2 separate regions of the Homo sapiens genome follow, and region 1 is linked to region 2. Evidence: read pairs that join two places in POLR2A ChIA-PET (ENCODE). Cell type or tissue: OCI-LY7. All regions are shown on one strand. Region 1 has its middle 15 kb from the start of KCNMB3. Region 2 overlaps PIK3CA (phosphatidylinositol-4,5-bisphosphate 3-kinase catalytic subunit alpha).

Region 1 (5,000 bases), 49 kb before region 2:
ATAGCCTCTTTCATATATAGATCTCACAACAGTTTGTAGACACTAAGTTTTTCCATGCTCCTGCAACTCACACTGAGTTTTTATTTACTCCCTTTTTACTCTGGAAAAGCAGGGCAGGAAGTTTTTAAAGGGTTCCTTGCAGTTACAAAGCTAGAATTTGAACCCAGTGTCAAAGCCTCTGGGTCAGATTGGGAGGGGGCCCACGTTGTGAACTTGACAGTTAATTCATGGTTGCTGTTTTATGGAGCAGGAAGTGACCTTTAGTGACTCAGAGGAAGGAATAAGCTGAGGGAGGGTCCAGGAGACCAGAGGTACAGTGCCTGGCATCTCTTATCACTGCATTCTAAGTGGCTTAGCCTTGCTGTGTTCCTGAATGCACACATTGGGATTGCAACTCACACCGACCACTTTAGGTTCTTCTTGAGAGATAGGCTGTGAGTCCTGAATGGAGTGTGTGTGTGTAGGGGGCTTGGCTTTCAGGCCAAGAGTGGAGTGAGTGTGGTACTTGGTGGACAGAGAGGCCAGTTGGTTATCAAGTGAAGGGGCGTTAGGGAAAAAGTTCAGAGGGCAAAAAGCTATGTTGCTCCTTCTCACTTATTGTCCATGAGTATTTTCTTTTAAATGGAACCGGAATCATAAGATAAGAATGACCAGGAGGCTCTGGTAAAGGCAGGTGCAAGTTTTGTGTGACAAGATCCTCATGGACTAAAAAATGATCATATTTCTGAGGTTGAATCAAATACATAAAAGCAGCAGCAAATCACACACTTCTTCGAAGAGAGTTACCAAGTTGCAGGGGAAATTTATTAGCACAAATAAGTCTGAAAAGGAAAAGCTATCCATATATACAAGGTTAAGTTGGAAGAAGGAGGCAGAAAGAAGAAATTCCAGTTGTTATCATTATTTTTTATTCCAAATTGCATCTGTTCACTAAAATACTTCGGACTGGGTGCAGTGGCTTACACCTATAATCCCAGCACTTTGGGAGACTAGGCGGGCAGATCACTTGAGGTCAGGCATTCGAGACCAGCCTGGTCAACATGATGAAACCCTGTCTTTACTAAAAATACAAAAATTAGCCAGTCGTGGTGGCACATGCCTGTAATCCCAGCTACTCGGGAGGCTGAGGCAGGAGAATCGCTTGAACCTGGGAGGTGGAGGTTGCAGTGAGCCAAGATTGAGCCAGTGCACTCCGGCCTGGGTGACAGAGGGAGACTCCATCTCAAAAAAACCCAAACAAATATTTTATAAAATAGAAATAGAAAAATAATACAAATGAAAAGTCTATTAAGTATATATTTTTATTAAGCAATATTAAAATGACTGCAAGTAAGAGTTTATATAGCTATATGTACATGGATATTTATAGATGAGATTACGCTTACATTCTTGCCCACACCATCTTGGAAAATGTTAAGATAATATCGCCTTGACTGAAAAACATACAGCAAACATGGTCTCTTTGGCATTCTGTCATCCACATCTACAGGTGCCTGTAGCAATGTGTGGTACTATAATATAATGGTAATTGATGTTCCTAATTTGGGAGTGTGGAAAGATCCCCAAATGTCTTTTAAGTCATCAGAGAAAGATAAAATAATATTTGATACAGCTTTTCTTAAAATTTGAGATAATTTTAATGGCGAGTTATTTTATGGCCCTTTGTATCTTGAAAAATTGGGAAATCACATATGGTTTAAAAGCGAATTATCTTAATTGGAACATGCCATTAACTAGAAAACCCATTATTTCAGCTTGCACTCTAACAGACAATACGTGGAAAAGGAAACGCGGCCAGGGCAAAACATTTCCTCTTCTTATAAACCTTGAACTGAGTACGTCCCTCACCAATTATAGAGGGTCCCCTTGGGCCTCAGAACTTTCCACAAGCGTTGAGGTCTCTATGGCGATGCTCCCGGCTGCCGAGGCGGAAACACAGGTGATGAGGTGGCGGCAAGCACAGTGCAAAGAGAGAGAAGCAGCTTCGGCTGCAGCAAACCACGCAGGTCCTTCTTGATCATCTAGAACTGACCGCTCCGCCTTGCCAGGAGTCTGCAGAACCACGTGGCTAGCCTGCCTGAAGTTCTCACCTCTCCAGGAAGGCGGGGGGCTTCTAATGGCTGCAGCTGCGCTGGGGGCTGGGGGCTCCCGCTGGGACTCCACTTCCGTGGATGTCTAAGCTTCACCTTTCTTGCGCCCGCAGGGGCATGACTCAGGTGAAAGGGAGCCATTTTCTCAGACCCCTGGCCTCATGCAGCCCTTCAGCATCCCCGTGCAAATCACACTTCAGGGCAGCCGGAGGCGCCAGGGGAGGTAAGTCACTTCCGGAAGCTCTGCCGGTAGTGGGAATCTGGCTGAACAAGCAGTTGCAAGAAGAGGGGACATCTCGAGCTTGGGGAGTGAGTGTTTCCTTTTTCTCTGAGGATGCCCACTTGCCATGCCTCCCAGGGTACCCAGCAGGCTTCCCCAGTAGCACTCACATCACGGGGCTGCAGCCTTTCCTGTTGGCTCTATCCTCTAGGTTGCCAGTTCTTGGAGACTGGAGACCTTTTAAACTCACCTGTAGCTCCCCAGCACTGATCATAGCCCAGCCCATAGTTGGTGCTCAAGAATGATCTGTTGGTTGAATGAGGAATGAAGAAATTAGACCAGCATTTGGTCCCATTGGTGAAGCCCTGGAGTCACAGCCCTTGGATTCAAACCCAGCTCACCACTTAATCAGCCATATGACTGGGCAGGTCCCATTGGTGAAGCCCTGGAGTCACAGCCCTTGGATTCAAACCCAGCTCACCACTTAATCAGCCATATGACTGGGCAAGTCACTTAACTTCTCTGTTTGCCTCATCTCCTTATCTGTGAAATGCAGATAGTAAGAGCCCCTGCGTGTCTCAGCACAGTATACCACATCCTCTCTAAACTATACTGTTATACCGGGTATACGCTCTACACCTCCCTAAACTCTAGCCTTTTAGCTATTGTTATTACCCACCCTACTCTTCTCCTTAAAGGGGGAAGTGAGAGATTATTTTCAGGACCCGTTTTCTCCCCAGGGAAATGAAAAGCAAAGAAGCTGAAAGCCTCTAGTGACCTGCACCCCTTTTGCCTGCCCTAGGGTTGGGGCATGGGGCAGTCAATGTGGGAACCAAAATGGAGAGAAGAGTGATGCCTGAGGGTGTTGGACAAATGGGATACTAAAACCTTTTGTGCCAGGCGCGGTGGCTCACACCTGTAATCCCAGCACTTTGGGAGGCCGAGGTGAGTGGATCACCTGAGGTCAGGAGTTCGAGAGCAGCCTGGCCAACATGGTGAAACCCCGTCTCTACTAAAAATACAAAAATTAGCTGGGCATGGTGGTGGCGCGCCTGTAATCCCAGCTACTCAGGAGGCTGAGGCTGGAGAATTGCTTGAACCTGGGAGGAGGAGGTTGCAGTGAGCAGAGATTGTGCCATTGCACTCCAGCCTGGGCGACAAGAGCCAAACTCTGTCTCAAACAAAGAAAAACCTGTTGGGAGGGGTACATTTCAGAACCAGGTTCACTCACTATCTGGAAATATGCATGATTTATTATTGGCTCTAGTGGAGTTGGGAGCTGAGAATTGGAAAACATTAAAGATGGTAATGGTCATCATGTTACTCACTTCCATTATCACTTAACTGCACTCAGGGGTATTTGAGAGGGAGCATGAGGAGAGTGAGATACAGGAGTTTGGATAAGATGGGGGTTCAGGGAAGAAGGACCAGACAGACTACAGAGGAAAGAAAGGTGTTCTTCTCGCTAGACATGAACCAATTTTTTTGTGAACAGACAATTAAAATGAATTACTTTATGGCAAAAGATCAAATGACAAACATGCAAGCAAACAAGTTTTAGTGTCCCATACGTCACACAATTAACTAGATATAAAGGCAGTTGTGTTGTCATCAAAGCAAACTACTGTATCCCATTTTCATTTCTGAAATGCACAACTGAATTATTGCTATTTCCTCTTGCTGAACTTGATGAACTATGTTGACTTAACCTTATTTGCTGTTTCAAAATAAGTTGTTAAATAATGTTGTAATTAAAAAATAGAAGAGTAAAAATAATTACCAAGGGTCTCCTCTGTAACCAAAACGAATTACAGGGAAATATTAATATAGTGTACTTCATGTTTAGACATTCATTTCACATACACCCGTGAAATGAATGTCAGATGAATTATGAAGTTTTGATGAGCCACAGCATGTTTCTAAGGAATACTTCTTGCAAAAGTTTCAGTGCTGGAGGGAGAGGCTGCTGGCTTCTGTGGGGATCACACCCAGGTGAGTGTGTTCAGGCTGTTTGTAATTGAGTTTGCCTCAGGCTAAGCCAGAAGCTGCCTGTAGCCATGTGTCGTACTTGGGCTGGGTGGGAAAGTCAGTCCTATCTGCAGTGAAGAGAATAGAAGGTGGTGGATATTGCCTTGATTATGAATAAAACAGCTCAAGGTAATACACTGGTTAGAAGCGGACATGTATTACTGGCAGAAAAAGGAATCAATATGCTTTTTATCCATCTTCCTGACTAGAAAGCAAACTAGATCATACTTAAGTGCTTTGAGGTCCTTGGATGAAAGATGCTTGTAAATACAACAAAGTTAATTACAAGGCTGTTTATGGTCTGAGAAAACTGGAAACAACCTAATAATATTCAATAATAAGGAAATGGTTAAGGAAATATGGCATATCTAATTGATGGAACATTATGTAGCCAATAGGATTACAAAGAATTGTTAATGACATGGGAAAGTGCTTATTATGTTAAGTGAAAAAGATAAGATTAACAAAAAAATCTCAAATCATATCTAATGTGATCTCATTCTGTTTAAAACAATATAGGCCAGGTGCGGTGGATTATGCCTATAATCTCAGCACTTTGGGAGGCCGAGGCAGGTGGATCACCTGAGGTCAAGATTTCGAGACTAGCCTGGCCAACATGGTGAAAACCCGTTTCTACTAAAAACAAAAAAATTAGCTGGGCG
Region 2 (5,000 bases):
CTTAACTTCTGATTTTAAAATTAGTTTAGATAAATAATCTCCTTAGAATTTACAGTTCTAATTAGTTTTATCTATGGAAATAATGTTAAGGGTGTTTTTTTCTACACTATATTACTATTAGTCTATTTCATTTATTTATGTGGACTTTCTGAGAGAAAACAATTTAAGTGACATACCAATTTGTACAACAGTTATCTAGTAATCTCAAACATACATTTACCTGGGCTACTTCATCTCTAGAATTCCATTTAACAGACAGAAGCAATTTGGGTAGAATTTCGGGGATAGTTACACAATAGTGTCTGTGTGGGAGAAACAAAATAAACATAAACATTCTTGCATGCTGTTCAAAAGGTTGACATGTCTAACTTCTCCATATGAATCTTCTTAAGAAGTCCCAAACTTCTTACATTACTAGCTTTTTTAAAATTCAAAAGACATCAGTGTTTAACACTATAGTTGGAAATATATTTACATATATACTTAGGCACAGTTATAATGGCAAAGAACACAAAAGGAAAATGCAAATGGATTATAAGTACTTACATTTAGTTAACAGTTAAGAAAAATTATGAATATATGTTATACCACTCTTCATATAGCTCATATTTTTCACCTACTTATGCAACATGAATGAATCATAGAGTCACCACTTCTACTGTAGTTACTGGACAAAATTTATGTCTTAATGGACTTTCTGCAGAAATGCACTGCAACTGGTTTATTTAAATATACCCGTATCACCAACAGCAGGGTAATTTCTTCATAAATGAAAATAAGGCATTATACTATTTGAAGAAACGTAAGAAAAAAGAAAAATGAAAGGGAACCCCTAAAAATTATAATATCTAGACCAACTAAATCACATCTAAATTGACCTAAAACTACTAGAATATTTTAAACAATCCTAAAGAAAGTCATATCAGGAATTCAGAGTAAGAAAAAGCATTTAATGTGCCAACTACCAATGTAGTATGATTTTCCACAAATATCAATTTACAACCATTGTTTTTAAAAAGGCAATGTTTATAGTTTAAAAATCATGTAAATTCTGCTTTATTTATTCCAATAGGTATGGTAAAAACATGCTGAGATCAGCCAAATTCAGTTATTTTTTCTGTAATAAAGAAAAAGAAACAGAGAATCTCCATTTTAGCACTTACCTGTGACTCCATAGAAAATCTTTCTCCTGCTCAGTGATTTCAGAGAGAGGATCTCGTGTAGAAATTGCTTTGAGCTGTTCTTTGTCATTTTCCCTTAATTCATTGTCTCTAGCTAGTCTGTTACTCTGTAAAATAAAATAATATCTTATATAGCTTTCTTTGTCATATTTTTCCCCTCTGGATTCACAGATGATTTACAGAAAAAGCAAATACATTTTCAATAAATTTTACATTGCTAATTAACTGTTGTAAAATAATTTATTTTCATTGCAAGACTTTATTTTCAGAGACAGGAAAGAACCAATCTAAGACATAATATTTGTAGAACAAATCCAGTAATTTATTTGGTTAATATTACACCAGTCACAGAATAGTAACTGCTGAAGTTAGCCAACAACAAGACCAGATTAGGATACTAGAGGATGGTAGTGAACAATTTACTTTTCCTCCTGATGAGGATCTTGTTAACTTATCTGTGAATGTTTTTGATATAGAGAATAAGAAACACTAAAATGATAAAAATGTAAACCCTTTCATGTTCTTTGCCTGAACAGATCCTTATGATCCCTGCAAAGCTTTCAAATTTAAAAAGTAAAAACCAGTAAGAAAAAAAGAATGAAGAAACACCCCCATTAAAACACTGTATCCTGAATATTAGAAAACGAAAAATAATATTTTTTTGTATAATTCCAAGCAATGTATATTCCCTGCAAATATAGATATATTAACTGTGTAATGAATAATGAGTACATATTAATGTATTATGCAAAACAAATATAAACCCCTTAGGATGGGTTACATATATTTTTAAAAGGCTAAAAATGAAAGCAGACATCCATGCCACTTGGTTTGTATGTGTTTATATGCTGTTAACTTATTCAGCAGCATGAAGAAATATTACCGGCACATATTTGTTCAACAAGTATTTATTAAATATGTACTATGTACCTTGTTTTGTTCTTGCTGTTGGGATTACAAAATAGTAAAAGACCCTGCACTAACAGAGCCTCTGTTATAGTGGGAAATCAAATAAATAAAAATATTGGAAAATTGATATAATGTACTCTGGATGATGTAACAGAGAATGACTGAGAACATAGTATTTGTGATTCAAGTAACAAGAAGGAACCTTTATCCACACTAAGATTTGGGAAAGACTATTGCAGATGGAGAAAACACTGCAAGCCTTCCTCCCACCCCGGAAATAACTAGTTTGGTGTGAAGGAATAAAGCCAGTGAGCCTGATGGGCAATAGACAAGGGAAAGAAGAAATGTAAGCTGAATTCAGACCACGTAAAATTTGCGAACAGGGTATAAAGTTGGGATTTTATTTTTATTGATAGCTATTTAAAGAATGAATACCATGATTTGATTTGTATTTCATAAAGATTATTATGGCTTCTCTGTGGAAGGAGGGAGAGGTTATTCCAGTAGTCCAGGAAAGAGATAATACATACTCAATCCTCGATTTATCAGGAAAAGAAGCTGCTACTGTTTATTTACTTATTTTTATTTGTTTACATTTTAAATATAAAATAACTTACAGAAGAATAAAGTGATGGGGAAAACAATTTTATTAGACATTTTAATAAGAATTTAAATATTATAAAACCAAATTCTTATCTACATTTTCCTGGTTTTGAAGATAAATATATCATTGTCAAACTAGAAACTACATTGTCAAAATGCAGTATTTTTGAAAATTCTGACGGCTCATAACTGTTGAAGGAAAGGCCATCTTTTTTCCTCTGTAATTACAAAACATTTCTACTCTATAAATGCCAATCAGAATGATCAACTCAAGGAGTTATTTTATTTCTATATCATCTTTTTCCTTCTAGTCACATTTGTATACACAGCTACCTTCGGCATTTGTCCATTTAGAAAGTGTATCAGGTAAATTTTTAACGTAGATTTAGAGGTTCAAGAAAATTTAAAAAAAAATTTTGGTGCATATAATAAAAGATGAAAAGAATACTGTAAAACAGGCTGTTCAGGTTCTTGTCACAAAATATTGTGTGATGAAGTCATTCTGGTGGAATGACTAACTGAATGTGAATACAAATTTCCTTTTTGTCTTTAGAAATACTATCAAATTTCCTTTTTGTTGTTAGAAATATATTCTTTACTCATCATTATCCTGAGTTTGAGAAGACTTAAGATAACTGAGAGACAGTTTAGGTGTTGTCATCTGACATTTCATTTATATAATAAACTTCACCATGATTAGAGTTTAGAGTAGTGGTTCTCAACTAGGGTGATTTTGTGTCCCCTTGACCACCCAGGAACCTTGGCTAATGTCTGGAGACATTTTTGATAGCCATAACTTAGCAGGATGGCACTACTGGCCTGCAGTAGGGTAGAGGACAGGGATGCTAAACATCCTGGATTGCACACACAGGATGGCTCCTACAACAAAGAATTATTTGGCGCAAAATGTCAATAGTGCTGAGGTTGGGAAACTCTGCTCTAGGCTGCTACTATCTATCTACATTCATATTATGATTTGTCTAATGCTTGTGAAATATCTTCCTTGGTCAGTTTTCATCTGTCATCATTCTGGGTGAAAAGTGAAAAATTCTGAATTCTCAAGTGTCCAATGAAAGCCTGAAAGAAACCAACCAACCAAACAAAAAAATTACAAAGACAGTGTCTGCAGACTTCTTCTATACTTCTGGAAAGATGATGCAAGACACTGGGCAATGCAATAAGAAAACTGAAGGATGATGTAACATCATGATTTACTTCACTATTTTATTGTCCTTCTAGGCTATTCTATCCTTCTTTTATATTTTCATATTATTTTAGTCTTTTTTAGCATAGTTGGAAATAATGAATATGGATGAAGTAATTTCTAGGATGATGAAATAGTAAAATATTTAAGATACAGAAAAACTAAGATTCCATGTCGTATCTTAGATTTACAAAAGTTTCCAATAGATACAAATTGTAACTGAAAAATAGAAGTTTTATTCTGCTATAAAATAAGCAAATTTCTTTTCTTTGAAATAAAATTTCTTTTAAGAAAGAATACAGTCATCAAATATCAATTCTTACAAAGAGAACTGCTCAAAAAAGAGACTCGTATCTTTTAAATGCAGAAAAATATATATGCAGAAAAGATAATTTGTTTTCCGAAAAGTAGTGGTAAACGCCTTACTGAGAACACAGCTATGAATCAATAAATTTCCTAAGTGCAATATACCAGGCTGCCTCTTGATGCTGCTGTTACTGTTAATGGGATAGGGGTGTTTTGGACTTCTTGGCCCAAAATTCATTGGCTGGTTTATCTATAGCCAACAAAGCCAAAGAAAAAGTAATATATTTGGAAACACCAATGAACACAAACATCTTCTCGTGGCATTGACATCTTTGCCCTTGAGAAATCAGGGAGAGTTAATGGTTCTTGAACCTAGATAATTATACTGTGGTTCAAAAGCTATGGCCAAGATTAGACAACTAGATCAATATTTAAATTCCATCTTACATACGCTCTTTCCTGGGGAACCTGGGATAACATGGTGAAGACCTGCTGTTTTCTCTGCTTCCAAGCTCAACTAACAATATATTTGTGCAGGTGTACCCTGTATTATTGTGCTTTGCTTTATCATACCTCACAGATATTGCATTTCCAACAAACTGAAGGTTTGTGGTGGTATCCCTATGTAAAGGAAGTCTCCTGGCACTATTTTTCCAAATGCATGGCTCATTTTTTGTCTCTGTGTCACATTTTGGTAATTCTTATAATATTTCAAGCTTTTCATTATTATTATATATTATGATGATCTGTGATCAAAGATCAGTGATCTTTGATGTTACTCTGATGCAGTTGGGGGT

The links. ChIA-PET counts read pairs that join two places held together with the same protein. Peaks named below come from ENCODE experiments on the same cell type or tissue, not always from the same donor. Only the 100,000 strongest peaks of a DNase experiment are listed, where the experiment ranks them.
Region 1: POLR2A ChIA-PET joins it to region 2 with 6 read pairs; 6 of 35 experiments call an interaction of 5 or more read pairs at or near these places.

The regions. Positions count from the first base shown.
Region 1 is chr3:179,263,962-179,268,961 of GRCh38, reverse strand. It overlaps a transcript of KCNMB3 not described here. Among named protein-coding and RNA genes, the nearest start is that of KCNMB3, 15 kb to the right of the region's middle. In OCI-LY7, no CTCF peak of the experiment used is centred here; DNase peaks (open chromatin) are centred at 1,881 and 2,951; H3K4me3 peaks cover 1,208 bases; H3K27ac peaks cover 399 bases.
Region 2 is chr3:179,214,498-179,219,497 of GRCh38, reverse strand. It overlaps PIK3CA (phosphatidylinositol-4,5-bisphosphate 3-kinase catalytic subunit alpha), which reads right to left. Exons shown (of 21, transcript NM_006218.4): 10 at 1,164-1,288; 11 at 221-302. Among named protein-coding and RNA genes, the nearest start is that of KCNMB3, 34 kb to the left of the region's middle. In OCI-LY7, no CTCF peak of the experiment used is centred here; no DNase peak of the experiment used is centred here.